Regions from separate parts of the Homo sapiens genome. Here region 2 is linked to region 1. A link is an interaction called in ENCODE POLR2A ChIA-PET data of the cell type or tissue named here. Cell type or tissue: HCT116. All regions are shown on one strand. Links, peaks and the distances in the headings refer to the core of each region. The heading gives the core; the rest is flanking DNA.

Evidence for each region. Peaks named below come from ENCODE experiments on the same cell type or tissue, not always from the same donor. Only the 100,000 strongest peaks of a DNase experiment are listed, where the experiment ranks them.
Region 2: POLR2A ChIA-PET joins it to region 1 with 5 read pairs; 2 of 35 experiments call an interaction of 5 or more read pairs at or near these places.

The regions. Positions count from the first base shown.
Region 1 is chr17:61,423,168-61,431,438 of GRCh38, reverse strand. No RefSeq gene overlaps it. Among named protein-coding and RNA genes, the nearest start is that of LINC02875, 16 kb to the right of the region's middle. RefSeq lists enhancers at 3,088-4,287, 4,784-5,283, 5,077-5,371. In HCT116, for the core only: CTCF peaks have their summits at 4,181 and 5,201; DNase peaks (open chromatin) are centred at 4,398 and 5,208; H3K27ac peaks cover 3,792 bases.
Region 2 is chr17:61,887,261-61,895,531 of GRCh38, reverse strand. INTS2 (integrator complex subunit 2) reads left to right here. Exons shown (of 25, transcript NM_001351695.2): 12 at 149-217; 13 at 1,633-1,767; 14 at 3,843-4,019; 15 at 5,638-5,746. Among named protein-coding and RNA genes, the nearest start is that of BRIP1, 28 kb to the right of the region's middle. In HCT116, for the core only: no CTCF peak of the experiment used is centred there; no DNase peak of the experiment used is centred there.

The DNA of each region.
Region 1 (8,271 bases), core at 1,467-6,466:
TGGTGAAAATGTGTGATGGGCTTATTGAAGGACTAAAGCAGCATACATTCACAACAGAACAAGAAATCGTGTTCATTTATAAAATCAAAAAGACACTTCTAAGACAAAATCTGTTGTTGGCTGGGTGTGGCGGCTCATGCCTCTAATCCCAGAACTTTGGGAGGCCAAAGCAGGAGGATCGCTTGAGCCAGGAGTTCGAGACAGGCCTGGGCAACATGCTGAGACTCTGTCTCTACAAAAATAAGAAATAAATTAAAAAAATTAGCAGGGCATGGTGTTGTGTGCCTGTAATCTCAGCTACTTGGGAGGCTGAGGCGGGAGGATTGCTTGAGCCCACGAGGTCAAGGCTGCATGGAGCCATGTTCCCACTACTGCCTTTCAACCTGGGCGACACAGTAGCAAGACCCTGTCTCAAAAAAAAAAATGGTAAGTCATATTTTTTACTGTTAAGTACTTATCTGTGAATAAATGTAAAAAAATGATTGTTTAATTAGTAGCATATACATTCAGATTCAGGCATGATGATGATGCCAAACAACCACAGATTATCCACATTGGTGGCAGAGATCGTGACACTTTTGCTTTCTGATGTTTCAGTGTACACAAACTTTGTTTCATGCACAAAATTATTTAAAACATTGTATAAAATTACCTTCAGGCTATATGTATAAGGTATATATAAAACATAAATGAATTGTGTGTTTAGACTTGGGTTCCATTCCCAAGATACCTCATTACATATATGCAAATATTCCAAGCTTTTAAAAAAAATCCAAAATGCGCGGCCGGGCATGGTGGCTCACACCTGTAATCCCAGCGCTTTGGGAGGCCAGGGCAGGTGGATCACGAAGTCAGGAGTTCAAGACTAGCCTGGCCAACATGGTGAAACCCCGTCTCTACTAAAAATACAAAAATTAGCCAGGCATGGTGGTGGGTGCCTGTAATCCCAGCTACTTGGGAGGCTGAGGCAGATAATTGCTTGAACCTGGGAGGTGGAGTTTGCAGTGAGCCAAGATCGTACCACTGCACTCCAGCCTGGGCAACAGAGTGAGACTCTATCTCAAAAAAAAAAAAAAAAAAAAAAAAATCCCTTCAGATAAGGGACACTCAACTTGTATTAAAAAAAAAAAAGTGTTGGTGAGGGTGTGGAGAAAAGGGAACGCTTATGTACACTGTTGGTGGGGATATAAGTTGGTATGGCCATTATGGAAAATAGTATGAAAGTTTCTCAAAAAATTAAAATAGAAGTACCATATAATCCAGCAATCCCACTTCTAGGTGCTTGTCCAGAGGAATTGAAATCAAGGTCTTGAAAAGTTACTTGCACTCCTATTTTCATTGCAGCATTATTCAAAATAGCAACGATATGAAAATAACCTAAATGTCCATCAACAATGAATGAATAAGGCCATGCGCGGTGGTTCACTCCTGTAATCCCAGCACTTTGGGAGGCCGAGGCCAGTGGATCACTTAAAGTCAGGAGTTCGAGACCAGCCTAGCCAACATGGTGAAATCCCATCTCTACTAAAAATAAAAAATTAGCTGGGCATGGTGGTGGACGCCTATAATCCTAGCTACTCAGGAGGCTGAGGCAGGAGAATCACTTGAACTCGGGAGGCAGAGGTTGCAGTGAGCTGAGATTGTACCACTGCACTCCAGCCTGGGTGATAGAATGAAACTCAGTCTTAAAAAAAATAAAAAATAAAAAAATGAAAAAAATGAATAAAGAAAATGTGGTGCATACATATACAATGAAATGTTATCCCACCTTAAAAAAGAAAATAAAATCTTGTCATTTGCAACAACATGGATAGACCTGAAGGACATTATGCTAAGTGAAATAGGCCAGACACAGAAAGACAAATCTGTAAGATCTCACTTGTGTGTGGAACCTAAAATAGTCAAACTCTTAGAAACAAAGAAGAGAATGATAGTTACCAGGGGCTGGGGGAAGGGAAAGATTACACGATGTTGGTCAAAGGGTGCAAAGTTTCAGTTATGCAAGATGAATGAGTTCTGGAGATCTAATATAAAGCCTGATGACTATAGGTAACAATACTGTACTATATGCTTGAAATTTTCTAAGAAGGCAGATCCCAAGTTTTCTCACCATGCACATGAAAAAGGTAACTATGTGAGGTGACAGATATGTCAGTTGTCTTTATGGCAGTGATTATTTCACAATGTATATCGAATCAAATGGTACACCTTAAAATATACAATAAAAAGGATAAAATGATGCTCTCAAAATAGACAAATAAATAAATACTTTTTAAAAAGAATGCACAGGTAGGGATAAAATGCCTATAGTAATCCATTGAGCAAATTTAGCTTTTTAAAAAAATTCTCATCATCATAAATAAATGAAGTTTTTAAGCTCTAAAAACAAATTTTGCCAGGTAATCTTTCCCTCTTTACTTTAAAAAATTTTTTTAAATTATGAAATAAAACAGATCTAGAAAAGAAAAGTCGGCCATTGGATTTTCAGATAAGGTCATTTTGATTAACTACTGAGCATCCTCCGTGCTTATTTCAGCATTAGTGTCCAGTTTTTATAATTTTTCAGGGTTTTCTTTTATCTTCCTAATTAATGCTTAGTCCATTACTTGTGCTCTTGCCTATTTGTAAGAGCAAAGAGTTAGAACAACCTAAATATCAAATAATTTATGTGTTACTTAAATAAATTATGGCCATTTACTGAACTGTATGTATGGAGTGATCCAAGCTTTATAAAAATTAATGACACCTTGGGAGGGATCCACAGCAAGGTGTGACCAGTGGTTCTCTCTGAGAGTGTAGGGTCGTGGATGTTCTTCTTTGGCTCATTTGTAAATTTTTCTGTAATGAGTATACACTGCTATTTTAATAAGAAAAATGTATACTCATATACTCAATAAGAAAAGTAGAAATAAGAACAATAGTAATAAATAATAGCTAACATTAAACACCATATACCAGTGCACCAAATGCTTGATATAAATCACTTATTGAATGCAGCAACATAATGTGACACTATTACTTACTTTTAAAAAGAAACTCATTTTTAGAATAGATTTATAGAAAAGTTGCAAAAACAGCACATAGACTTCCCATATTCTGCCTCACACCCAGTTTCTTCTATTGTTAACATCTTACATTAATATAGTATGTTTGTGTACTAGTTCATTCTCACACTGCTATGAAGAAATATCTGAGACTGGGTAATTTATAAAGAAGAGAGGTTTAATTGACTCACAGTTCTGCATAGCTGGGAAGGCCTCAGGAGACTTACAATCTTGGTGGAAGGCACCTCTTCACAGGGCAGCAGGAGAGAGAATGAGTATAAGCAGGGGAAATGCCAGAAGCTTATAAAACCATCAGATCTCGTGAGATTTGCTCATTATCACGAGAACAGTATGGAGAAAACTGCCCCCATGATTCAATTACCTCCACCTGATCCCTCCCACAACACGTGGGAATTCAAGATGAGATTTGGGTGGGGACACAGCCAAACCATACCAATTTGTCACAACTAACATCCACACTTCTTTCAGACTTGCTTAGCTTTTTTTACTGAATGTCCTTTTTCTGTTCTAGGATTCCATCCAGGAGACCACATTGCATTTTGTTATCATGTCACCATAGGCTAATCATGGCTATGCCAGTTTCTCAGACATTCCTTGTGTTTGATGTCCTGAACAGTTTTAGGAAGTGCTGTCAGGCATTTGGTGGAATGTTCCTTGACTGGGGTTTGTTTGGTATTTTTCTTATGATTAGGCTGAAGTTATGGGTTTGGGGGAGGAAGGCCAGAGAAGTGGGGTGTCATTCTCATCAATCATATTGAAGACATGTTATGACTTCTCACTAATGATGCTAGCCTTGGTCACCAGAGTGAGGTAGTGTTTGCCAGCTTTCCACTGCGAAAGGTTTCCTTTTGTCCCTTTCCATACTGTAGTAGCTGGAAGGAAATCACTGGCACAGCCCACGCTTCAGGAGTGGGGAGTTACACTCCACCTTCTTAAGCATGGAGTATCTACATCAATATTTGGAGTTCTTCTTTACAGATTTGTCTATTCTTTCCCATTGATTCACTTATTTCACTCAATCATTTATTTGTCTCAGTATAACTCCTGGATCTTTGTGTTATATGTTGGGTTATAATTCAGTAGTACGTTATGTATTTTGTTGCTCAAATTGTTCTAGCTTTGGCCACTGGGAGGCTGAGGTGGGAAGATCACTTGAGCCCAGGAGTTTGAGTCCAGCCTGGGCAATATAGCAAGACCGCATTTCTAAAATTTTTTTTTTTAATTAGCTGGGTGTGGTGGCATGCATCTGTAGTCCCAGCCTGGAATGGCTGAGATAGAAGGATCACAGGAGCTCTTTCAGTGGGCTCCTGCATTCCTTTGGCCCCATCACTATGACTCACCTTCTGTAAATGAGAAAACTGAAGTAGAGAAAAGCTGAATAACAGCCCAAGGGTCACACTCCTAGTCAGTGAGTGTCTGTTTCTAAATTCTGGGCAGCAAATGTGACCTCTGTACTCCAATATCTCGTCTAAAAAAATTACACACTTGTAGTCCCAGCTACTCAGGAGGCTGAACCCAGGAGCTGGAGGTGGCATTGAGCCGAGATTGTGCCACTGCACTCCAGTCTGGGTGACAGCGAGACTCCGTCGTCTCAAAAAAAATTACAACAAAAAGCAAAAAAACAAAAAATTTTTTTTAAATTAAAAATTATACACACACACACGCACACACACACACGGATGCTTTTAGGACTTTCAAATCTAATTTATCTTTTTTTTTTTTTAATGGCATCTCACTCTGTTGCCCAGGCTGGAGTGCAGTGGCATGGCCTTGGCTCACTGCAACCTCGACCTCCTAGGCTCAAGTGATCCTTCTATCTCAGCCATTCCAGGCTGGGACTACAGATGCATGCCACCACACCCAGCTAATTAAAAAAAATTTTTAGAAATGGGGTCTTGCTATATTGCCCAGGCTGGACTCAAACTCCTGGGCTCAAGTGATCTTCCCACCTCAGCCTCCCAAAGTGTTGGGATTACAGGCTTGAGCCATGGTGCCCAACCTCAACCTGCTTTTGGCCAAATACACGGAGCCCACCTGCTCCAGCACATCATTCCCTGCGCTAACCTCCAGGCAAGAGGCCTGGGTGCACGTCCAGGCTCATGTAGGCCTCCTGCTCCCTCTGTCTGAGAGCTACAAAGGAAAGCAGCGCCCCCAAATGGGAGGCTCCACATGCTGCCCGGCACTATCTTGCCAGCCAGTCCTTTTCTGTGCTCCAGGCACACCAGTTGTCTGCACATCACTGTAACTAGAGAGCACGCACTCCCAGCGTTCCACACTCTTCCCTTGGCCCAGCCCTACCCTCTCCCAACCTGCCAGCCCAGCTGGGGCCCTCCTAAGTCAGCATACACAGCAGGGACTCCACAAGTTGCTGCTGCCCAGCCTTAGTGCTTTCCACAACCCTGTCCCATCCTTCCTCTCCCTAACCCTCACAATAACCCTGTTTAGAACCTGTGCCCAACGGACAATGCCTCTGAGGCACAGAGGCTAAATGGCCAGGTTAGGGGCGGAGTCAGACAGAGTTGGAGCCTGCGCCTCTCCCTCTAAATCCAGTGCTCCTTCCCACCCTCTTGCTGCATCCGGTCCCTGCTTTCATCTCCCCAGTGGGAGATGCTTACTCAAGACACCCCCTGCCCCTTGCCAGGCTTGCCTTGGTATCTGGGTCACCTCTTCAAAGGTAGTCATCTCCCTGCATCTGCCAACAAAAAAGGAAGCAGCAGAGAGCTGAGGGGTTCCAAGCCTCTCCCCTCTGACAATAGTGTCACAGACAGTACCAAAGTAGACATGAAGTACGAGGAAAAAACCAAGGCTGGGCGGACACCCTGGGGTGCACAGGCACAGCCCCAGAGAGCGGAGAGCAAGGTTTCCCAAACTCGACACTACTGACATTTGGGGCCTGAGAATTCCAAATTATGGGGGCTGCCCTGTGCATTGTAGGATAGTTAGCAGCATCACTGGCCTCTACCCACTAGATGCTGGTGACAGGTTGTGAAAACCAAATATGTCTCCAAACATATTGCCAGATGTCCCATGGGGTCCAAAATTGCCCCTGTTTAAGAACCCCTGGCCTCACATTTCCAGGACAGAGTCACTTTAGCTGCACTCTTTTCAAGAAATGTATTTAATATGTAACGGATTTGACTTGGATGCTTTTAAAGGACTTTACACATCGATCAATTCACAAATTATTTATCAGGTCTGCTGTCCTGATTTAGGATTTTAAAATACGATCCCAAAGCATATGCTCAAATAGAAGACAGCTACCCTCTTCTAGGTTGGGAAGAACAGCTGAGGCCTGAACTCTTGCCCTCTGCCCAAAGGCCTGGCATGCTGGGGATGCCTAAGTCAGTGCCAGCCAGCCTTAAGAAGAGGTCTAGTGGCTGAACCCGAGGTGCCAGGTGATCTCTGGCTGAGACACAGACCGTCTCTCAATGTCTCTGCCCACTGTCCACATATGCCTTCCCCGTTCCAGAGCTTGGCCCATGAAAACAAAATGGATGCCCAAAGAGTAGCAGGTGCATGGTGACCTCGGCTCCTGAGGCCTGAGTGAGCAGAGGGCAGAACCTCTCCCACACACCCCCACACCCACCATTCTCAACATGGTGGATGTGTTCGCCAGGGGTACTGGGTTAGCGTTGAGTTTTCAGGCCAGAGGAGCAGAAATACCATCTACGCAAAGGATCAGTACTTTGCCCAAATTGCAGAAGCTTTTAATAAGCCTTTACGCTTCTGAAAGATGGTGAGACGGAGAGGGCGGGAGAGCTGTTTTCTGTTTCTCCCAAGATGGACACAAAGTCTGAGCTTCTCCTGAAGGAGAGCTTTAGACAGGGCAACTTCTGGCAGCCAGGGCATGAGGCTCTAGGAATGGAGAGAATGGAGTTGGTGAATCCTCACTGGCCATGGGCAGGGAGGAAGCTGCGCGGCCCTTCTCACTCCCTCCTAGTTCAAGTCCTCTGGCTTGGATTCCCACCTGGGAATGGAGATCCAGCCAAGCACGTTCAGACTCAGTAGGTCAGGATGGAACTTGGATGACGTTAATGCTTTTAATCAACGCCCTGGGCAGTTTGGAAACACTGAGGAGGCAAATTCATGTTCTTTGCTCTCAACATGTCCTTCTCATCCAGCTCCCCTCTCTCTTTGAGAACTTGGCAAGCTCCACTGCAGCCCCAGGCCCCCTGAGGGCACAACTGTGTCATGGACCTCCCAGTGCCAACCAGACGACTGCATTGAATGCTTGCTCAATATATATTTGTTGGAAAACAAATTGTCAAGTAGACCTCTCTATGTGCAAGATGCATATCCTTTTTAAATTTTTTAGAGCAGTTTTCGCTTGACTGCCAAATCGAGAGAAAGGTGTTTGTCTATTCATACAAATTTGTTCATTCATAAGAGGTTTCCCATATTCCCTCTGTACCCCACACATGCACAGCCTCCCCCATTTTCAACATCCCCAACCAGAGGGGTACATTTGTTACGTTCATGCCCTATTTTAATTTTAATTTTATGATTTATTTTTATTTTTTATATTTTATTTATTTCACTCTGTCACCCAGGCTGGAGTACAGTGCAGCTGCTCACTGCAACCTCTGCCTCCTGGGTTCAAGCGATTCTCCTGCCTCAGCCTCCCGGGTAGCTGAGATTACAGGCACCCGCCACTACGCCTGGCTAGTTTTGTATCTATAGTAGAGATGGGGTTTTGCCATATTGGCCAGGCTGGTCTCAAACGCCTGACCTCAAGTCATCTGTCCACCTCAGCCTCCCAAAGTGCTGGGATTACAGGTGTGAGCCACGATGCCCAGCCCCCATATTTTTAATGTTGGGACAAAATATACATATACAACATAAAATTTCCCATTTAAACCATTTTAGGTGTACAGTTTAGTGGCATTAAGTACATTCACATTGTTATGTAACTATCACCACAATCTATTTCTGAAACTTCTTATCATTCCAAATGGAAACTCTGTACTCATTAAGCAATAACTCCTCATTACCCTCTCCTCCCAGCCCCTGGTAACCTCTACTCTCCTTTCTGTTTCTGTGACTTTTCCTATTGTAGATATTTCAGCAAAGCACAATCATACAATATTTGTCCCTTTGTGTCTAGCTTATTTCACTTTAGCATCATGATTTCAAGTTTTTTCTATATTTTATAGCATGTATATACAATATAGAGCAAATAGCATGTATCAGAACTTCACTTATTTGT
Region 2 (8,271 bases), core at 1,458-6,457, 460 kb before region 1:
TGGGTTTGGGAAAGCACTTCTAAAACAGAGTAGAGTACTTGAACATTTGAACATTTATGTGTATCATAGCCATTTTAGATAAGTTCCCTAGAATAAATTGTGTTTCATATATTTTTACATGCTGTTGGAATTCTTTTGGTAATTTTAGATTGTAATTAAGCCAAGCTCCTTGAGCAGGATGAAGACAATCTTCACACAGGAAATTTTTACTGAGCAGGTATTTCTTTTTATTCTTAGGTACTTATTTAACTTTCTTTTACAATATTCTTTGGGAGAAAACTTGTGTGTCTTACCTTAAGAAAATAATATGGTCTTTTTTCTTTTTAAACTCATGATGATTTATTTCATCTTTGAAACTTTCTTAAAGAATAATCCATTTAAAATACACTTTTAAAACTAGTCATAACATACCAAGGCATCTTTTGAATTTATGTATTTTTGGAGACTTTGAGTAGATACTTAGGAGAATACTCTTAGATGTTGCTGGTAGGGCATCTCAAGGGGTAATTGTTTTAATGTGTCTGGAGAAAGATAAAATGAAGTCCTATTTAAACCTTTAGGCTGTAAAATTCATTTCTAACTAGATTACAGGCTAGAGTCTAAATTTCTTATACTTAACATGTTCTTCTTTAGCCTTAGCACTTTTGTCCATGGATAAGCATAAGGATTTTTTTCATTTCTTTTTTTTTTTTATCTCACTTTGTCACCCAGGCTAGTATACAGTGGTATGGTCATAGCTTACTGCAACCTCTGCCTCCTGGGTTGGAGCAATTCTCCTGCCTCAGCCTCCCAAGTAGCTAGGATTAGAGGTGCACACCACCACGCCTAATTTTTGTATTTTTAGTAGAGATGGGGTTTTACCACGTTGACCAGGCTGGTCTTGAACTCCTGACCTCAGGTGATCCACCCACCTCAGCCTCCCAGAGTGCTGGGGTTACAGGCATGAGCCACTGCACCCGGCCAGTTGTTGCTTTTTTGTGGCTATTAATATCTTTATTTCTATATTTTACTATCCCTCCCACCCTCAACACGCATATGCACATATACTCCTGAATTACAAGTAGTCACACAGCATGTGGGAGAATCATAAGTTATTTTTTGTCTTTAAATTTGAACCAATTGGAAGACAACTTTGAAGAGGGTCTTTAAAAGACGATTAGAGCCTATGCATGACATATTGAGAATAAATATTTCTGTTTATATTTATGTGGTGCTTTATAGTTCATATGATGTTTTTCCAAAAAGAATATTTTCCCCCCATAACAATGCTTTGAGGCAGGTATGGCAGTGTCCTGTTTTGTAGATGTGAAAAAGATTCAGAAGATAAATGACTTCTTCAAAGTCATTGAGCCCAGATTGTATGCTTCAAAATTTTATTTTATTTTTTTACCTTATCACACCACTGTGTATGTATCTATGTTTATAAACAAAAAATTAGGGAATTATATAAATCCCTAAATGTACATTTCCTCAGCATTCAAAGACAATTAAAACATGTAATAATTTATTTTCATCATTCATTTCTAGGGACCACACTTGTATTAGGTGTTGACAGTCTACTTACTAATCTCTCTTTCAAAATAATTTTATATTTAGTTCTATTATATTACTAATGCTATTTTTCCCTTTTAGGTTGTCACAGCTCATGCAGTTCGGGTCCCTGTCACCAGCAACCTGAGTGCCAACATTACTGGATTTTTGCCTATTCATTGTATTTACCAGCTTCTCAGGAGCCGTTCCTTTACCAAGCACAAAGTGTCAATAAAAGTATGCCCCTACAAATAAAACAAAATAAAAGCATGCCCCTACATTTTTATATATATATTTTTTTTCTTTTGAGATGGAGTCTTGCTCAGTCACCCAGGTTGGAGTGCAGTGGTGCAGTCTTGGCTCACTGTAACCTCTGCCTCCTGGGTTAAAGTGATTCTCCTGCCTCAACCTCCCAGGTAGCTGGGACTACAGGTGTGTGCCACCATGCCCGGCTAATTTTTGTATTTTTAGTAGAGACAGGGTTTCACCGTGTTGGCTGGCTGGTGTCGAACTCCTGACCTCAAGTGATATGCCTGTCTCAACCGACCAAAGTGCTGGGATTACAGGCGTGAGCCACTGTGCCTGGCCTACATTTATATTTCAAAGAACAACCTAAATTAATGCTTTCTCCCCAGTTGTATTTCAGTTTGTAGGCATTTATTGTGGGTTTTGTGTAGGAAATGTGTGGTATTAAGCTAAGTTACTAGTCATTTATATAAGTATAGTAATTAGGGATAGTAATTATAATTATATAATTATACAGTAATTTCAGATTTTTAAAACAATGTAAGATTTTCAAAATGCATAATACTCCATTTAAATTCTCAATAGTGGCACATGGCTATTTTATTAAAACTTAGAAACTGCCATTTTCTAATTTTTTTTTTTAATTTTAAAGACAGGGTCTCACTCTGTCGCCCAGGCTGTCATAGCTCACTGTAACCTCAAACTCCTGGGCTCAAGCAGTCCTCCTGCCACAGCCTCCTAAGTAGCTGGAACTACAGGTGCGAGCCACCACTCCTGGCTTTTTTTTTTTTTTTTTTTTTTTGAGATGGAGTCTCACTTTGTTGCCCAAGCTGGAGTGCAGTGGTGCTATCTCAGCTCACTGCAACCTCCGCCTCCTGGGTTCAAGTGATTCCCCTGCTTCCGCCTCCTGAGTAGCTGGTATTACAGGCTCCTGCCACCATGCCTGGCTAATTTTTTTTTTTTTTTAATTTTTAGTAGAGACAGGGTTTCACCATGTTGGCCAGGCTGGTCTCAAACTCCTGACCTCACGTGATCCACCCACCTCGGCCTCCCAAAGTGCTGGGATTACAGGCATGAACCACCGTGCCTGGCCTCATACCTGGCTTTAAAAAGTGTTTTTTTGTAGAGACAGGGTCTCGCTATTTTGCCCAGGCTGGTCTGGTCTTGAACTCCTGGTCTCAAGCAATTCTCCTACTTCGGCCTCCCGAAGTGTTGGGATTACAGGCATGAGCCACTGCAGTGGGCCTGGTTTTGTTTTACAAATTGGGGAAGCTGCCATGACTAGTATTTGTTGATTTGTCATAAGGACACCTCACACCTAACTTAGAATTTTGACATGTTTTGATTTGTCTTAGTTGGCTATATCTAACAAGTTAAAAGGCCCTCTAAAGAGAAGGTATTAAGACCCAGGAGGTAAAGTAGACTGAAACTTTTTCAGATATTTACAAAGAACAGTGAATAATATATGCATGATATATCACTTTTTAATTGTTGCTTGTTTTTTGTGATTTAGTGAGATTATTTTCCAGCCAGATTGCATCATCTGCTTTATATTTTTAGCAAGTAAAATAGCTAAGAATTAAGAGTTCACATGCACCCCCAACATTTTACATGTCCTCCATCCAATGATAGTTAAGTGATAAGTCTCCTGTAAGTGCTTTTCAGAGACATTTTCTTAGTCTATCTGAGGGTTTGCTGTGAAGGACCTATCTCTCTCTCTCCAAATTCCTATCTAACGTGAGCTCTCCCATGACGACACACATGGTGCTCTAAATACAGATATGGTAGGGACTTAAAATGTTTTTCCCACTACTTAAAAACTAATAGATTAAACCGAAAGGCAAGCTTCTAGTGGAGGGTGCACCTAAGATGATACAGATATAATGGTAGTTCATATTTTAAAATCAAAGGCAGTTATGATACTAGATAATATATTTGGAACTGCCAAAAGTTAATAGTGAGTTTTACTGATTCATAATTCATGTAAAACTGTATGTACTTTTATAATTTTGCTTGGTTTTTCTTTTTGCCACAATTAATTCAGTGTCTATAACATTCTTTCTTAGGATTGGATTTATAGACAGCTGTGTGAAACCTCTACTCCACTTCATCCTCAATTACTTCCTTTGATTGATGTGTACATAAATTCTATACTTACTCCTGCGTCGAAATCTAATCCAGAAGCCACAAATCAGCCAGTCACAGAACAGGAGATACTCAATATTTTCCAAGGAGTCATTGGGGTAAAATAGTGGTTCTTTTATATCTATTAACTTATTTTTCTTTTAGTTCTTCTTACTTAACCCATATTTTTATTTTCCTATCAGAGGACTTCTAGGTAGTTCTGAATTTAAAATTAGATTAAATTTCCTTAGATCACCTCTAAAAATTAAAAGAATGGTATTAGTTCCAAGTAGTTTGCTAAACAGGCACTTTTTTTTTTGAGATGGAGTTTTACTCTTGTTGCCTAGGCTGGAGTGCAGTGGCGCGATCTCAGCTCACTGCAACCTCCTCCTCCCTGCAACCTCTGTCTGCCGGGTTCAAGTGATTCTCCTGCCTCAGTCTCTCGAGTAGCTAGGATTGCAGGCGCCTGCCACAACGCCTGGCTAATGTTTTGTATTTTTAGTAGAGACAGGGTTTCACCATGTTGGCCAGGCTGATCTCGAACTCCTGACCTCAGGTGATCTACCTGCCTCAGCCTCCCAAAGTGCTGGGATTACAGGTGTGAGTCACTGTGCCTGGCCTTTTTTTTTTTTTTTTTTTTTTTTTTTTGAGACTGGAGTCTTGCTGTGACACCCAGGCTGGAGTGCAATGGGCAGTCTCGGCTCACTACAACCTCCGCTTCCTGGGTTCAAGCGATTCTCCTGCTTCAGCCTCCTGAGTAGGCTGGTCTCAAACTCCTGACCTCAAGTGATCCTCCTGCCTTGGCCTCCCAAAGTGCTGGGATTACAGGTGTGAGCCACTGCGCCTGGCCAGTAATTTTTTTTTTTTTAAGCTTCACTTTAAAGTCTAATGGGTTCCCTGGAGATTGTGTATTTGATCAAGTACTGTGTGGGATATCAAGATATTCAGCATAGGTTTGTTTAGCATCCTGGGAATCTAAGATACACCTACATTCATTTAGGGGGATTTTTTTTTTTTTTTTTGAGACAGAGTCTCACTCTGTTGCCCCGACCGGAGTGCAGTGACACGATCTCAGCTTACTGCAAACTCTGCCTCCTGGGTTCAAGTGATTCTCATGCCTCAGCCTCTCGAGTAGCAGGGATTACAGGCACCTGCCACCACGCCTGGCTAATTTTTATATTTTTAGTAGAGACAGGGTTTTACTATGTTGGCCAGCTGGTCTCCAACTCGTGACCTCAGGTGATCTGCCTGCCTCAGCCTCCCAAAGTGCTGGGATTACAGGTATGAGCCACTGCTCCTGGCTCATTCAGGGAAAATTTGATGAAAGTATTTTTTCCCCAGTTTGTTAGAAGGGAAAAACAGTTGCATTTTTCACAAATATATTTAAGTATACAATGTCTTATTTAGGAGTTACTTTTTTCATGGTAATTTCATATAATACTTGGGACTCCTGTCTTTCAGAAGCAGCCTGATGGGTTTGCTATTGAGTAGTAGCTGAAGTCTTTTCTTTGTCTTATCTTAAAGACCACTTAAGCATGTTGCCTTTCATCTCTCATGCCATCTCAGATTTCATGTTGTTTTTTTGAGTTTAATACACACACAGCAACATTTCTCCTGTTTTACCTGAGTTAGGAGCAGCAATGCTGAATAGTCTATTTTGATTCTTTTACTATCAAGAAAAAAAAAAGCACTCGTGAAATTCAGAGTATTTCAGAGTATTTGTAATATTACCTCCAGGGTGACAACATCCGCCTTAATCAGCGTTTCAGTATCACAGCACAGCTTTTGGTGCTCTACTATATACTGTCTTATGAAGAGGCTCTTCTAGCAAACACGAAGACTTTAGGTAAGTTGTACGTAGAGGAGTGGTTCTAGTGGTAGTTTATTTTATTAGCTTGTATTTTGTTACTTTCCAAACTGTTCTTTGATAAGGGCAATATTTTAATAAACTCTAGTATCATTTTATAATCTTTGCAATGTGGGCATTGTATACTTGATACATAAATCATGTATGTTGGGGTATGTAACCACGATTTATGGCCCAGTCCTCCTTATCAGAGGCTAAATTAATAGATAACAGAATTGCCTGTATTTTAACAATTGTATAGGTCTTGTTCACTAAATATAAATTTAACACCTGATGGAGCTGTAACTGAATTTTTTTCTCTTGATTTGAGTTGAGTCTTTGACCGGTCTTCCTTCCATTAGTGTAAAGAGTAACAACCTAATCAAAAACAATAGAAAAGGCCAGTCGAGGTGGCTTACGCCTGTAATCCTAGCACTTCGGGAGGCCGAGGTGGGCGGATCACCTGAGGTCAGGAGTTCGAGACCAGCCTGGTCAACATGGCGAAACCCCGTCTCTACTAAAAATACAAAAATTAGCCAGGTGTGGTGGCTCATGCCTGTAATCCCAGCTACTCAGGAGGTTGAGGCAGGAGAATCCCTTGAACCCAGAGGCGGAAGTTGCAGTGAGCTGAGATTGCGCCACTGCACTCCAGCCTGGTGGACAGAGTGAGACTGTGTCTCAAAAAAAAAAAAAAGTAGAAGAGTTTCTTTTTTTTTGTTTTGTTTTGGTTTGTTTTTTGTTTTTTGTTTTTTGTTTTTTGTTTTTGACAGTCTTGCTCTGTTGCCCAGCCTAGAGTGCAGTGGCATGATCTTGGCTCACTGCAAGCTCCACTTCCTGAGTTCATGCCATTCTCCTGCCTCAGCCTCCGGCGTAGCTGGGACTACAGGCGCCTGCTACGACGCCCGGCTAATTTTTTTGTATTTTTAGTAAAGATGGGGTTTCACCATGTTAGCCAGGATGGTCTTCATCTCCTAACCTCGTGATCCGCCTGCCTCGGCCTCCCAAAGTGCTGGGATTACAGGCGTGAGCCACTGCGCCTGGCCGAAGAGTTTCGTTTTGCCGTTAACATTGGGCTGGGTATGGTAGCTCATTCCCTGTAATCTCAGTACTTTGGTACTTTGGGAGGCTGAGATGGGATGGTCACTTGTGCTCAGAGTTTGACACCAGCCTGGAAAACAGCAAGATGCCCATCTCCACACACACACACACACACACACACACGCACGCACACACACGCACACAGAGAATGTCACTGAAATGGGCTTTGAAACTTAGTTACTTCACATAATATCAGAAGGTCAGATTTAGCATGCATGATATCATTATAAAGTGGTATCTTTTCCTGTATTTGAAAAAGAAGGTTTACCTGTGTTTATACTTCCTACATGTGTATAGTTCATTTCATCTATTTATTTTTTGAGACAGGGTCTCACTCTGTCACCCAGGCTGGAGTGCAGTGGCATGAACATGGCTCAGTGTAGCCTTGATCTCTTGGGCTCAAGGGATCCCTGCCTCAGCCTCCAGTGTAGCTGGGACCACAGGTGGACACCACCATGCCTGGCTGATTTTTTTTATTTTTTGTAGAGATGGGATTTGCCATGTTGCCAGGCTGATCTCAAACTCCTGGGCTCGAGCAGTCCTCCTGGCTTGGCCTCCCAAAGTGCTGGGATTACAGGTGTGAGTGATCCTCCTGACCTTTGTGTGTAGTTTTTAATTTGTTTTTCTTTTTTTTTTGAGACAAAATCTCACTCTGTCACCCAGGCTGGAATGCAGTGGTGCGATCTTGGCTCACTGCAACCTCCGCCTCTCAGGTTCAAACGATTCTTCTGCTTCAGCCTCCTGAATAGCTGGGATTACAGGTGCGTACCACATTCCTGGCTAATTTTTGTATTTGTAGTAGAGATGGAGTTTCATCATACTGGCCAGGCTGGTCTCGAACTCCTGACCTCAAGTGATCCACACACCTCAGCCTCTCAAAGTGCTGGGATTACAGGTGTGAGCCATCACACCCGGCCTGGATTTTCTTTTTTATGTTTTGACATTTTCTGTGTCTTTGATACAGTTCTTGTTTGGAATTTCTGTATATTCTCACATATTTAATCTTTTCCATGAACTTTATAATAATTTTGTTAAATTTCACAAATGAAAATTATGTTGGGATTTTGATAAGAATTATGTTAAACTTATAGATTAATTTGGAGAGAATTTACGTCTTTGCAGTACTAAGTCTTCCTATCTAGGAACCTGAAATAATTTTTTGCTTTTTAATCGTGCACATATAGTCTTTTTTTTTTTTTTTTTTTGAGACAGAGTCTTGTTGTGTTGCCCAGGCTAGAGTGCAGTGGCACGATCTCAGCTCACTGCAACCTCCACCTCCCGGGTTCCAGTGATTCTCCTGCCTCGGACTCCTGAGTAGCTGGGATTACAGGTGCCCACTAACACGCCCCACTGAATTTTGTATTTTTAGTAGAGAATGGGTTTTACCATGTTGGTGAGGCTGGTCTCGACCTTCTGACCTCAAGTCA